2 separate regions of the Mus musculus genome follow, and region 1 is linked to region 2. A link is a loop called in an ENCODE intact Hi-C map of the cell type or tissue named here. Cell type or tissue: left cerebral cortex. All regions are shown on one strand.

Region 1 (2,500 bases), 260 kb after region 2:
AATGTCATGGTCTCAGTGTTTCTAGTTTCCCAGCCCTGGGCCCAGAAGTACATCTTTAAGAATTGACTGCTTATTTCAAAAGGCGTATTGGTCAAGAGAGGGAAATGTTGAAGAAGGAAGTGGACTAGCTCAGGAAATGAATAATGCCTGTGCAGGTGTGTCTTCTGCCTGTAGCTGGTTTTTCTCTCTGTAGGTCCCTTGAGAAAGGTGCCTGGAGGGACCAGTTTGAGGTCATTCAGATACCTCACCTAATTTAGTTGCAAATAACCTGTAAAAGCAATGACAGCAGAGACGGCCTCTGGGATTAATTAAGAGGCATATTGTCACCTCCAAATAGCTGCTGTGCTATTACATTGTTTCATTTTGGTTGGTTGAGACAGTCTCGCCAGGCTGTCCCTGACACTCACTGTGTAGCCCAAACTGTCCTCAAATCCTGCCCCTGCCTCCCAAGTGCTGGGGTTGTACTCGAGAGCCTCCACGCCTGGCTTGTTAATAAATCCAGTCGAGCTGCTTGCATTTCTCAATAAGCAAAATTGGAAAGATAGCAGTTCCTTCCAGAAGTGGTCTCTCTCCCCATAGAACTTGGAAGGGCTTTTCACTGGAACAGGCAGGGTGTGTGCCTCTCAGCACAAAGCAGGTCCTGAGATACTTCATTCTTCTGTCCTCTGCGAGCAAGGCAGTTAAGCAATCATTGACAGGGCGGAGACAATGAAGCATAAGCAATGGGGAGAGGGTCACGTTTAACTAGCTAGTACTACATAGGCACGCCAGCTGCCTCGTCCCTCCCTTTAACTCAGGTTTTCCCAGGAGCCCTGCACCACCCCGCATCCCACTCCTGCCGTTGCTGCCTGGGTGGGCAGGAACCCATGCAGACATTGTTGCTTGAGATCCCAACTTCAAGGTGATTGATTCCAGCTGATATATTCAACCTCTTCTCGGCTGTGTCCCTTGCCTTCCCCAGCTCCTGTGTGACAGCCACACAAACCCCACATGTTTCCGGGCCAGATTGGATCCATCTAGCAGAGCCAGCTCCCCCTTCATGCTATGTTCTGCCTTCCTGACGCGAGCTGACTGCAGTCCGTGACGCTGTTTCTCTTCTCCTTCCTGAAGCTTCTTTTGGAATGATTTAGCTGTGGTGAGGGTGAGAGCTGACTGGCAGAAGGACGGCACTGGGTGTCAAGTTTTGGAAGGAAGCCGAATCCCCCCTTGTGAGCCTAGCCTACAGAATTGTGGTGCTCCTCAGTTCACTGCCGCCTTTTCTAGTCCAGACAGTAAATCTAACCCTGCCCCAGGAGACTGAGAGTGAAATAAGACTCTAAACTCTCCAACCCCTAACTAAACGCCTGTAATTATGATAAAATTATAATAGGTGCTTTTAATTAATATTTGTATATTTATGTATTTAAGGTAAAGAATAATAGTGCGTGCTTGTGGCGCACGCGCACACACTCTCTCTCTCTCTCTCTCTCTCTCAACCTGTGAGAATCGAAAAGGTTGGCCAGTTATAGCTCTTAGGGCAGGAGAAAGGGTCACATGGAGAACTTGTGTGTGGCATCAAGTTTGGTGCAACTGTACAGCTTATTTAGCTGTGGTTGAATTGCCTGTCTAGCTGATTTGAGCTTTCTCTTGAGTTGCTCAATGCTGATCTCGGCAACTGAAAATCTGTTCTAGGAAGCCCCCACCACAGTGCACAAGGAGGCTTTGGCTGTATTCTGGAAATGACTGGCAGTTTGCTGTAACCTGAACTTCTGATAGTCACTGTGGCCTGTTCGGTGTGCAGTGACGCTGGGTCCGTTGCACCCCAAAAGCTTCATGCAAAGGGCTATCCTCCCTGTCAGGGCTTCCTGCTGGGCTTCAGCTGTTGCAGATGATTCGTTGCTGAGTGACCATGCTGCTAGTGTGTGTATTTCTTCAGTGAATCTTCACTGTACTGTCTAGTTTTATGTTAACTTGACACAGGCTGGAGTTATCACAGAGAAAGAAGCTTCAGTTGGGGAAATGCCTCCACGAGATCCAGCTGTAAGGCATTTTCTCAATTAGTGATCAAGAGGGGAGGTCCCCTTGTGGGTGGGGCCATCTCTGGGCTGGTAGTCTTGGGATCTATAAGAGAGCAAGCTGAGCAAGCCAGTAAAGAACATCCCTCCATGGCCTCTGCATCAGCTCCTGCTTCCTGACCTGCTTGAGTTCCAGTCCTGACTTCCTTGGTGATGAACAGCAGTATGGAAGTGTTAGCCGAATAAATCCTTTCCTCCCCATCTTGCTTCATGGTCATGATGTTTTGTCTAGGAATAGAAACCCTGACTAAGACAATTAGCCATGTTGTTATTACCCAGAGATGGAAGTGGAAATAATATTGAAAATGAAATTTCATATTTTAAATAGAAGAAAATGATAATTATTTGTTTTGAGACTAGCTGGTCTTCCCAAGGGCTGATATTAAAGGCGTGCATGCACAGATATTATATAGAACCCAGAGTTCTGACTTTGTTTTTGGGAAGAA
Region 2 (2,500 bases):
CTAGCCTCGTGTATTTTGTGATAGCAGTGTGATGTGTGCAAATGGCTTTTCTCCCAGTTGGACTAACAGGAAGGGTAGCTTATGGGACAGACATCCCAGCCTGTCACACTATGCTCCCTGAAAAGCAGTAGTACAAACATCTAAGAATACCAGATAACTCTTTCTTCTTCCTTCTTTAAAAAATGGTGAACATGGTGGACAGGCAGAAGCCTTCTTTTCAATATTTGAATAGTGTGCCATGTTTTCCTGTGTTAAACAAACTTCTCTATATTTATATGCAGCTGGAGAAAGAACACCGTTGTCTTTTTTCCCTGTTGCCTGCTTTAGCTATTAAAAGAGCGATAGGTAATCTACAGATGAAAATCGAATTTACAGGGGGCAGTGTGGGCTGATGCCATTGCAGCCGGTGTGAGGAAGTCCTGCCTCCTCAGCCTGAGCATGGACTGGGTGGCCCTCTTTCTTTCTGAGAACTACCAGCCAATAGTCAGTCAACACTGCACCCTTCCCGGAGTAACTAACTCTTTAAAGGACACCTCTCCTTGTGGTGCCAAGGCCAATGCAGGCTTTTATCAAACCCCAGCATTCAGATTTATACACTGCCCTGGTTCTCAGGGAATGGAACCAGAAATCACATTTAAGTGTGTTTCTAATATAGGAAATATCAAGAGGGCGTGATGTTGCTAAAGGAACAAACAGAAAATTCCTTCATAAGTGTCTTCACATAAGTAAGGAGGAAAATTAAATATTACTTCATAATTTACTAAAGCAATAGTTTCATTATTCTCCAATTAAACAACCAACGAGAAATTAGTTTTAAATTGAAAATGTGTGTAGTAATAAAAATTGTGTCACAACTAAAGCAAACAATATTTTGTGATTTATATGGCGTGAAGGAACCTTTTCGACATTAGAAAATAATGATAATCTCGCACAGCCCCCATTTTTGATGTCCTATAAGCATGAAGTTTTTCAGGACCAGGATGTCCACCCGCGCCACCAGCAGCAAATCTGCCCCCAAATTCCCAAAGGGAGCCAGCAACAGGTGCTGCTTGGAGTATGCAGTTCCTAAAACTATCCACGAGGTGGCACTGCTGCCCCATCTGTTGTCTACTCTACCTGGGAAAGGAAGCCCAGAGAATGTTTTAGAACTATGGGTGAACTTGCCTTGGTGCAAAAGCTTTGAATCCAGCACTCCAGTAGTTAACAGATGTAAAGGGAAAATCTCAGGACGCCACAACACCAAGTTCTCAGCACAGAAGGACAAGAAAGACAGAAGGCAGGGAATGAAAAGCAAAAGACAGGAGATAGAGAATGAAGGAGAAGGAAACAAGGAAGAGGGGGGACAGGTTTGTTTAATTACCAAAAACGCAAAGATTCGTAATATTTTCCTCAGGAGAAAAATACTAAAGTAATATCTCTTTGAAGTATGTTGTGTTGGGTGTTTTTTTTTTTTTTTTTTTTAAATCTAAGTGGCTGACTTGAATTTCAAAAAAAGAAAAAAGAAAGAAAGAAAAGTAATGACATCAACTTTGGCCTGGGATTATGTGGTCTCCATATACTTTGATCTTTGGTACTATGTTTTTTGTTCGTTTGGTTGGTTGGGGTTTTTTGTTTTGTTTTGTTTTCTTTCTTTTGTTTTTTGTTTGTTTGTTTTTTGTTTTTGTTTTTAGAGACAGGGTTTCTCTGTGTAGCCCTGGTTGTCCTGGAACTCACTCTGTAGACCAGGCTGGCCTCGAACTCAGAAATCCGCCTGCCTCTGCCTTCCAAGTGCTGGGATTAAAGGCGTGTGCCACCACTGCCCAGCCAGTACTATGTTTTTATGCGGAGACTCTTAGCACTGACAATTACACAATCGAAATCTATAGAAATTGAAGACCCTTAAGTATCCTTAAGTATCAAAAATCCAATCCAGATTAAATTCTTTATAAAATACACCACACACGCCCATCTCAACGTTGTGCAAATTAGCTTTGTCTTTAATAAATGGATACTTGAGGGTTTTCTAAATTTTATTGTGTATAGATACTTTGCATGCTTGTGTGTCTGTGTCCCACTGAGGCTGTAAGAGGTGTGAGACCCCTTAGACCTGGAGTTACAGATGGTTACGAGCTGCCACATGGGTGCTGGGCGTCATGCTCGCTAGGGTCCTCAGAGGGCAACCAGTGCTGCCATCTCTACACCCACCACCCCCTGGATTACTTTTATATCAATGGCTATGTGATCTGCTATCAGCTAATTCATGTGCACCTTATAAAGTTCTACAGGCCTTAGGGCCAACCTGGGGGATAAAACAAGTAAGCATCCTTGAATAAAACAGAACAGGAGCGCACATTTCCAGCTGTCTGTGCTTCACACTGCTTTTCCGAAAATAAGAAGCATCCTTTTTGTGCCCTCGTCTGATCTTAGGTGGTTAAGAGACCAGAGCTCTGATTCCAGTTTATCCGCTAGGCAAAGCTCGCTTCTCTGTTTCCCTGGATCCGAGACCCTTTGAATCACCTGT

The links. Peaks named below come from ENCODE experiments on the same cell type or tissue, not always from the same donor. Only the 100,000 strongest peaks of a DNase experiment are listed, where the experiment ranks them.
Region 1: it touches region 2 in a loop (2.3-fold over the local background); 9 of 42 quality-filtered maps call a loop at or near these places.

Annotation. Positions count from the first base shown.
Region 1 is chr19:18,576,801-18,579,300 of GRCm38, reverse strand. No RefSeq gene overlaps it. Among named protein-coding and RNA genes, the nearest start is that of Ostf1, 54 kb to the left of the region's middle. In left cerebral cortex, no CTCF peak of the experiment used is centred here; a DNase peak (open chromatin) is centred at 984.
Region 2 is chr19:18,833,759-18,836,258 of GRCm38, reverse strand. The region is part of intron 24 of Trpm6 (transient receptor potential cation channel, subfamily M, member 6); the gene reads right to left. Among named protein-coding and RNA genes, the nearest start is that of Gm41814, 85 kb to the right of the region's middle. In left cerebral cortex, a CTCF peak has its summit at 1,068 (motif pointing right); a DNase peak (open chromatin) is centred at 1,078.